2 separate regions of the Homo sapiens genome follow, and region 1 is linked to region 2. The links are chromatin loops, found by intact Hi-C in ENCODE. Cell type or tissue: Caco-2. All regions are shown on one strand.

Region 1 (5,000 bases), 150 kb before region 2:
ACTAGCTAAATATTATATTTGTAGAATAGGATGCTATGACTATATAATCACTGATATACTCCTTGAAGACAGAGACCATGTCTCTTATATTTATTTTCCACATCAATCAATCAGTGTAATTTTATGAATGTTTATGAATGCAGCCATTACAATGTTACAGAACCTATTTTACCCCATTGTTTTTCAGACTGTTTTTCAGTAATCATTCAATATAACAAAGTGTAAAATCAAGCCGGATGCAGTGGCTCACTCCCGTAATCCTGGCACTTTGGGAGGCCAAGGCAGGCAGATCACATGAGGCCAGGAGTTTAAGACCAGCCTGGCCAACATGATGAAACCCTGTCTCTACTAAAAATACAAAAATTACCTGGGTGTGGTGGCGCATGCCTGTAGTCCCGGCTACTCAGGAGGCTGAGGTATGAGGATCTCTTGAACTCGGGAAGCAGAAGTTGCAGTGAGCCAAGATAGCACGCCTGCACTCCAGCCTGGGTGACAGAGCGAGACCCTGTCAAAAAAAAAAAGTATACAATCATGTATACATTACATTTCTAATTTGGTTGGGTAAATGTACATACTCACATATAAGCATAGAAAAAAAACTGTAAAAATCCAGGTAGTAGGATTACATATGATTTCCATTTTATTCTGTGCACTGAAATTTTTTATTTTGTTTTCCTGTTTCTCTCTTTTTAATTTAATTTAGTTTAATTTTAAGTTCCGGGATACATGTGCAATGTTGTCCTGTTTCTCTATACTGAATAGCTATCCTTTTTTTAGTCAGAAAAAAATAAATGTTGTTTTAAGAACCAACAACACTTTTGTTATTAAGAAAACATAAAAAGAACTGGTAGTAAGGAGAAGGTGGGAAAGAACAGCCTTGGTGGAAAGGGGAAAATGTGAATGATAGATAGAGATAACTGTGAGCTGCCTAAGGGGTGGACTCCTGGACTAGTAATGCAGAGGTGAAGAGATACAAGGGGCTTGTCACAGGCCAAATAGCTATGGCTACGGGGAGGGGACAACTAGGTCTGGCCTTGCCCAGCAAGGAGTCAGGCTGTGATTTCTAGGGGACTAAGGACTGATTTGAAGCAGAACTGCAGCACACAGAGAAGGGGTTTGGTCCCAAAAAGCTTGTTAGAACCCCAGGCAGACCCATTGGCACCCTGGGGAGGACATCCTGCTGCATTGGAGTGGACATCACCTACTGGAATTGAAACATGGTTCCTAAGAATGGGCTCTCATGGCCAGGATCCAAAAGGAAGGCCATGGTTCCACAAGGAGACCTGTTCTGAGTCGAGATGATAAAGCTATCTCCAAACCCCACCTGCTGGGACAATGCTATCTCCAAACCCCACCTTTAGACCAAGGTGATGAAATGCTATGCAGATGTCATAATAATAGGAAGTATTTGTTGAGCTTTTAATTTGTATTAAACACCATGTGAGATGCTTTACTTAGATTGTCTCAGTTCATCCTCACAACAGCCCTGTAAGGTTTAAACTATTATTGTTCCCACTTTACAAGAATGGCACCGAGGCTTAGAGAGAAAGCTCACAGGTCACAGAAGCTGCACTTGGAAGGGCTAAAATTCACATCCAGAGTCTGACTCTAGAACTCAGGTTCTTAATCATTACTCCAAGTTGACTCCTTAATTAGGACCAGAAGTTACTCATTGAACTAGAAGAGGTTGTTTGGTGACAGTGGGCAATGTGTGTTGGAGAAAAAGGAAGAGGATTTGGGATCAAAAACAAAACTGACAAGCACTTAAGCAATTTCTCTCTCTAAGCTTCAAACTACACTGATAAAGCAGTCAGTGGAATTCCATCAATCCCCTCCTCAAAGAGAGTTTGATCTTTGGACAAGGTTTGAATGACACACTCTCATCCTTAAACAGGCACAAAGAGACCATCAGAAAAAAACCAAGCACCCTGCACTTTATGCATTCTTCAAAAGAGATGTGAAAACGGGTTGGGCAAGACCAGACCCTTGCGTACCTTACACAGCCAATGACTTTACTAACTCAGGAGACACACAAAACTCAGCTCTGAAAAACAGAGGCATTTTAGAGATCATGGCCATCAGTGAGTTGGAGGAGGAAGAAGGCCCAGAGATTTCTACTCCCAATCACTCACAATCTGCCTTTCTTCTCAAAATTATAGCACCATCATTGCCAACCTCACCTCACCCATGAAAGCCATGCTGTGATCAAAGGAAGCATATCTTTGTCAATCTACAAAGCCTATTGTTTATAATTTACAACTTGCAAAGGAACAACAGCATGTTTATTTAGTATACACCCTTTATTTTAGTAAACATAAAAATTAAAAAGTTTAGACAATATAAAATATAGGCCTGGTGTGGTGGCTCATGCCTGTAAACCCAGCACTTTGGAAGGCTTGAAGTCAGGAGTTTGTGACCAGCCTGGCGAACATGGTGAAACCCCATCTCTACTAAAAATACAAAAATTAGCCAGGCGTGGTGGCATGCACCTATAGCCCCAGCTACTCGGGAGGCTGAGGCAGGAGAATCACTTGAACCTGGGATGTGGAGGTTTCAGTGAGCCGAGATCATGCCACTGCACTCCAGCGTGGGCAAAAAGAGCGAAACTCCATCTAAAAAAAAAAAAAAAAAAACCAAAGAAAGAAAGAAAGAAAAAGAAAATATAAAATTCATAGATATAAAACTTTCATGTCTGCTTCTATGCTTCTAACCTTACTGTGCCAACCCTATTTTTCCATTAGTTTTAAAAAATGTATTTTTAATTACACCATGACCATAAACACATTCTTAATATAACAATATTACAGAGAAAACCAATTGTTGACCATGCCATTTTATCCTAGTTTCTTTCCCAGAGACAAACAATTATCCATTCAGTGTGCCCTTCCAGATTCTCCTAGGTATTTACATTCACAAAAGTTTACTACAGACATACATAGTTTTTGTTTTATAGGTGTTTGCTTTTTAAAAAATATAAATAATAGTATGCAATGCATACAACTTGTTTTCTTTCACTGAACCATTGATTTGAAAGATCATCTTTCATGCACACATAGATCAACATAGATCAACATGTGTGTACATGAAATTTAGGTACAATATTCCTACAGGAAAGTACAGGGATTCCAGTTCTATCACTTAGTAGCTCTGAGACATTGGGTGAGTTAACTTCTCAGAGCTGCCGTAGCCTCATCTGTAAAATTGAGATGAGGTTAGCACTGTAATTAGGCATAAATGGGCTAGCAATTATAAAGTGCCTAGCACATGGTAAATTCTAAATTTGTGCTTGTTAAATATCAATAAAATGCCTGAGGTCCAGCGCTGGTGAGGAGCACAGGGAGATCTGCTCTCATGCCCACCCACCTGGCTGCTGGCACTCCTTACACTCCCTTGTGACCCTCTCTAAGAAGCAGCAGTGACCACCAATCCCACCTCCATATGCAGAAGCAGAGGCCCAGTAGAGGAGAAGTGGCTGGAAATTTGGTTATGAAACGAGTTTCTGTGACCCTCTCCTTTTCTCCCTTCCAAGGCTCTGTCTGGGCCAATACACATGGCTGGGTTCTCAACCTTACCCTTTCTTACTACCCCAAACTCTCTAGGTGTCTCCATTGCAAGGAAGAGTGGGTGGGTGAAGAATCGCAGCCTTCCTCCTGTGGAGACAGGCTATCCTCATGGGGCAAAGGACAGAGTATTGCCTGAAGTCTGTTGGGTCCCTGCCATCCATGCCTCCTCCCTACTTTTACAGGTGGATTCTGATAATCCCACCTTAGCCATGCTTATCCCTTAGCCTCTCTTCTTCATCCCCGCTAGCACTGCAGAACAAGCCTCCTAAGAGGTCGCCTTGTCTTTGCCCTTTGAAATGCATCTTAAGCAGTGTCTGAGAAACACAGCTTTGCTCATCTACTCTGCTCTTCTAAGACCCTCCTTGGCTCCACGTTACCTGTAGAACTGAGCCTGGGTGAGTCTGATATTTCCACCCAGGTATTCAAATAGACAAGGAGGAATTAAACTACAGTAAGTGGTGAATTTTCTGGAATGTCATCATAAAGATGTACTCTGAGCAGTTACTGGCTCTCCTCCTTAGATGTCTCGGAAGCCTTGATAGGCTTTCTTGTCCAAACGGGGAGTTGGAGAGGGGTTTGGGAACACTTCGTAGGTCTCTTCTTCCCCCACCCTATCTTTAGCTGCCAATAGCACTACCCTGTGCAGCTGAGCCAGTTCTGACCACAGAGCTGGTTGTTAGCAATCTTATCCTCCCTAGCAGGTGGGGTTTGGAGATAGCTTTGTCATCTCGACTCAGAACAGGTCTCCTCGTGGAACCACAGCCTTCCTTTTGGATCCTGGCCATGAGAGCCCATTCTTAGGAACCATGTTTCAATTCCAATAGGTGATGTCCACTCCGATGCTACAGGATGTCCTCCCCAGGGTGCCAATGGGTCTTCCTGAGGTTCTGACAAGCTTTTTGGCAGCAGGCCTCTTCTCTGTGTGGCACTGGATCATCTCCCTGTCTTATCAGGCTGCAGTTCTGCTTCAAATCAGTCCTTAGTCCCCCAGAAATCACAGCCTGACTCCTTGCTGGGCAAGGCCAGACCTAGTTGTCCCCTCCCCGTAGCCATAGCTATTTGGCCTGTGACAAGCTCCGTGTATCTCTTCATCTCTGCACAGCTAGTCCAGGAGTCCATCCTTTAGGCAGCTCACAATTATCTCTATCTATCATTCGCATTTTCCCCTTTCCACCAAGCCTGTTCTTTCCCACCTTCTCCTTACAGCTATATGTCTATATATATATATATATATGTCTATATATATATATATATATGTCTATATATATATATATATGTCTATATATATATGTCTATATATATATGTCTATATATATATATGTCTATATATATATGTCTATATATATATATGATGGTATTTAGGGTGGGGAGTTAGCATATCTACATTCTTCTTCATTTTCTCACAAGACCCCTGTAATATGGGCATTCTCATCCCCA
Region 2 (5,000 bases):
GGGTTGAGGGAATTGACAAGGAAGAGTGGAGCACCCAGCACGGAGCAAGAGCAGGAAGCCATTACCACACAGATGGTAGAAGGAGCAAGGTGGCAGGGGAAAGATGATCACTAGATCCCCACGGGGATGGGGGCCATGAGGAGGGTTGGTGGGAGCTCCAGTTGCTGGAAGGGTACCAGGAGTGGCAGAGTTTCACGCCCAAGTAGGAAGAGGGGCAGGGAAGAAATACCTCACCTTCCTTCTTATCTCACTTTGGGACCTCCTGCTGGAGCTTCCTAACCTGAACAGGCAGCAAAGAAGTCCAGGTGGTGCAGTCTCCCAGGGCACAGACAACGGCTGAGAAAGGTGGAGGACAGGTGTGGAGGGGTACTAAGGATAAACAGCAGAGATGAGCATGAGGTCTTAGGCTAATGCTCACAAACAGGGATCAGGCCTGGAGGAATGGGTGGGTAGAAATGAGTGGTTCAAGACCAGTTCTGTGAATGGGGAGCAGGTGCTGGGCTCACAGTGCCGCCTGATGGCAAACCTTGTGGCAAATGGGCTTTTTCTCTAGGGGCGTCAGCTTTTTCTTGTTTCTGGAGCACTGAGCTGACCCCCAGAGTCCTGGTAATCTTCAGAATGCCTGCAACTCACCTTCTTCCAAGCTCTACACGTTGCACCTCCAAGTTCCCTAGACACTAGCTATCTTAGTCCATTCGGGCTATGATAACCCAGAATACTCATAGACTTGGTGGCTTAAACAACAAGCATTTTATTTCTCACATTGCTAGAGGCTGGGAAGTCCAAGATCAAGGCCCCAGCAGATTCAGTGTCTAGTGAAAACCCACATCCTTGTTCACAGACACCAGCTTCTCACTGTAACCTCACATGGTGGAAGCAGTGAGGTAGCTCTCCATGGCCCCCTTTTTTTTATATATTATACTTTAAGTTCTAGAGTACATGTGCAAAATGTGCAGGTTTGTTACATATGTATCCATGTGCCAGTTGGTGTGCTGCACCCATCAACTTGTCATTTACATTAGGTATATCTCCTAATGCTATCCCTTCCCCCTCCCCCCACCCTACGACAGGCCCCAGTGTGTGGTGTTCCCCTTCCTGTGTCCAAGTGTTCTCATTGTTCAATTCCCACCTATGAGTGAGAACATGTGGTGTTTGGTTTTTTGTCCCTGCGATAGTTTGCTGAGAATGATGGTTTCTAGCTTCATCCATGTCCCTACAAAGGACATGAACTCATCCTTTTTTATGGCTGCATAGTATTCCATGGTGTAAATGTGCCACATTTTCTTAATCCAGTCTATCATTGATGGACATTTGGATTGGTTCCAAGTCTTTGCTATTGTGAATAGTGCCATGGCCCCTTTTATAATAGCACTAATCCCATTTGTAAGGGCTCCACTCTCATAACCTTAGCACCATCCAAAGGCCCCGCCTCCAAATATCATCACATCGGGGGTTAGGATTCAACTTATGAATCTGGGGGGCACACAAACATTCAGTCGTTTGCCCCAGCAGAGGCTCTGAGCTTTATCAGCTCTTATTGTTCTGCTTGTCACACAGTCAGGAAAAGGTCTCCAAGTAGTCACAGCAGCTGATGGGAGCCTTGGTTTACAGGTTCACATTCCCACTGCCTGCTGCTTTGTTCCCTGTGCTTGAGAAAAAGGCCTTCTCAGCTCAGTGAAGGGCCTCAGTTCTCTGGAGAACACATAGCCCTGGAAACATGCTTTTTCTTTAGAGCTAAGGGATTCGGTAAGCCTGCCTCCACACCCGAGCGGGTCCACCTTCACCCACTCCTCATCCCTACAATGGCTTCAAAGCAAAACCTCATTCATCCAGGCCCACAGACTCAGAATATGTGACAATGTAGAATCCAGCAACTCTGTTCAAATGTATTTGTTGCCATCTGTAGGGAAACAAGAGACCTTATCAAAGTAGAAAGCTAACATTTATTGAGCTAGGTACTCATGTATACTGTCTCATTCCAGGTTTGTGTTCATTCTGGGAGATAGGTATTGTATTATAGAAACCGAAGATGGAGGAGGTTCAGTTATTTGCCCAAAGTCTCAGTTTTACTGACTCACAGAGGCAAGGTTCAGGCTCTGTTTTTCTGGAGTCAAGGAACCATGCTTGTCCCATCACACGACACTGCTGCTTGGCAAGAGAGTGATGCTCATACAATTGATTGGAAAGAATAGGAGGGCTCTTTGAAAACAACAATTTTGTTTATTAGAAGAGGATCTCTTCTGGCTGGAAGTAGTGATTCATACCTGTAATCCCAGCACTTTGGGAGGTTGAGGCAGGAGGACACATTTTCTTGAGCCCAGGAGTTTGAGGCCAGCCTGGGCAACATAGCGAAACACACACACACACACACACACACACACACACACACACACACACACACACATTCTCTCTCTCTCTCTCTCTCTCTGTGTGTATATATATATGTCTGTGTGTATGTATATATATATACATACATATATGAGAATATCTTCTGAGCTTCATTATTATATTGTATGCCTACAGAGTTAGAAATAATAAAACTATATTTCCTAAAACAATTTGCTATTGCTCACTATTCAGTTGTTTGGACAAGAGTACTCTGACTCACTTCCCTTGTGCTGTGGAAAGAATGAGAGTTATACACAGTGTTACTGCACACGCATCACACACATACCTTCCAGTCGCCTTCCCCAGCCCATCAAATTCCACAGCCTTCAGGGCAAATATCTCATGCCCACTAGGGCCAGAATTCACATCCTCTGATTTGGGTTTTAAAGACAAAGATTTACACAGGGTAACAATCTTTTTTTTTTTTTTTTTTTTTTTTTTTTGCTGTGGTTGTCTCCAATTTCCCATTGTCTGAATCATAGCCATGGAATAAAGTGCATCTTTTTCTAACATAGAATATATTACTCCTGAAATAGTAGGAAATGTTGATAATTGCCTTTTATTGGACTTACAAATAATTTATAAGTTGGTCCGGTTAAAAAAAAAAAGTATCATAGTCTTTTATTTCTTTCGTTTCTTCCTCCAGGCTAGAAGCAACCTCTAAAAATAGCTACCTGTGCAGGGATGGGCCTAGCGCTCCCCCTGGTGGTCATAGTGCAGGATTGCGGCTTCCGTAAATGGACCTGAAGCGGCAGACCCTGCATTTGAATTAATTCTTTCTCCCCTAAGTACACAGAGAAATGTGATTTGTTCTTCCCAGTCATGCCTGCATTACAGAGCACTTCTGCTTATAAAGTCCATCTGCTTTGAGGGTAAGTAAATGATCAATTCCTCATATACATTATTATGTGGTGAACATTTTTCTCAAGTAACAACAGCCTCTGTGGTTCTATCAAATGTCAGGGGGGCTGGGGGTTTCTTCTTCCCTTAAGAAGATACTGAGGGAAGAAATATCAGCTGACCTTTGCATAAGCAGTGTAACTACGTATGGAGGGGATTAGCTAAATACGACTGTGTATGGGGGGTGGAGGCGGAGGAGAAAAAGGAAGAGAAGCAAGAGAAACAGACGCGGAAGGAGTCGGTAGAACGAGACGGTTAGCTTAGAATCCCGGCCCCACTTACAAGCTGCACCAGGAGGGATCCTGGGATGGCCCTCCACAGGGGTGACAGGGAGATGCTCGCCCTCTTCCTCTGGGCACGAAGAAGACTGTTCCCCAGCCTCCCTTGCAGTTGGCCACGCTACTAGATTCTGGACAGTAGGACGTGGGCAAAAGTGATGCCACACTTCCAGGCCTTACCTCTGAAGCTTCCCTGAAGATTTTTCACACACTCTGTCTCTAAATCCACACCAACGGAAACAAAATATTCCAAAACGTCAGGATCACACAAGGGAGGTGAACCAAATCCATGAATCATCATCTAAAGGACACCCACCCAGGAAAGCCACCTAATTCTCATTAGATTGTGATGTGAGCAGGAAATACTCATATATATGGTAAAGTGCTGAGATATGATGACTGTTTGTTAGAGCAGCCAGGTTCAACTACCCTGACTATTAAAGGAAGTCACTGAATCCCCCTGGGCCACCATTTCCTCATCTAAAGATAGGGTAAATATATAAAGAATCAACAAAACAATGTATGTGAAAACATTTGGCATCTATCAGGGCTGAATAAATGCTGATTTAAAAGCTATCGTGAGGCCGGGCGCGGTGGCTCACGCCTGTAATCTCAGCACTTTGGGAGGCCGAGGCGGGCGGATCACGAGGTCAGGAGATCGAGACCATCCTAGCTAACATGGTGAAACCCCGTCTGTACTAAAAATAGAAAAAATTAGCCGGGCGTGGTGGCGGGCGCCTGTAGTCCCAGCTACTCGGGAGGCTGAGGCAGGAGAATGGCATGAACCTGGGAGGCGGAGCTTGCAGTGAGCCGAGATGGCGCCACTGCACTCCAGCCTGGACGACAGAGCAAGACTCCGTCTCAAAAAAAAAAAAAAAAAAAGCCATTGTGCTTCACACAAGCAATATTTTCATGCTGGAAGAGCATTTTTGTGGCTATTACCCAGGTTTTTATTTGTAAGAAAAAGAAGATCCAACTCCAATGGGCGAACTGAAAGGGGATTTTATTGGCTTCCAGAGCTGGAAACTTCAAGCCTAGATGAAGCCTTAGACCTGGTTTAATCCATTCAGCAACTCAAGGACCACTCTTTATTCTGCTTGGTAAAGCTTCATTCTTAACCTGACTCCCCTGATGGTCAAAGATGGCTGTCAGCAGCTCCTGCTACTACATGTTCCTAGTGAGCTTTAAGGGCAAGAGGAAACCCCATCCCAATATTTCGAGAAAAAAAATCCCCTGATTGGACTGGCTTAGATCATATGCTTACAAGTGAACCCATCCCTTTGTTGAGATGGAGAATATGTGCTGATGAACTGCCAATCAGTTCCCACATTTGGGGCTGGTGGGAATCTGATTGGTGGAGGCAGGGGGGGAGGGACGGAGGGGGAGGAACCAGCTTTTCCTTAACTCACAGAGGGATTTAAGTGGGAGTGGGGG

Evidence for each region. Peaks named below come from ENCODE experiments on the same cell type or tissue, not always from the same donor. Only the 100,000 strongest peaks of a DNase experiment are listed, where the experiment ranks them.
Region 1: it touches region 2 in a loop (5-fold over the local background); 9 of 110 quality-filtered maps call a loop at or near these places.

The regions. Positions count from the first base shown.
Region 1 is chr1:56,982,932-56,987,931 of GRCh38, reverse strand. LOC112267900 (a long non-coding RNA gene) reads right to left here. Exons shown (of 8, transcript XR_007066117.1): 3 at 368-505. Among named protein-coding and RNA genes, the nearest start is that of C8B, 19 kb to the right of the region's middle. In Caco-2, no CTCF peak of the experiment used is centred here; a DNase peak (open chromatin) is centred at 1,951.
Region 2 is chr1:56,830,159-56,835,158 of GRCh38, reverse strand. No RefSeq gene overlaps it. Among named protein-coding and RNA genes, the nearest start is that of FYB2, 13 kb to the right of the region's middle. In Caco-2, a CTCF peak has its summit at 3,100 (motif pointing left); a DNase peak (open chromatin) is centred at 3,098.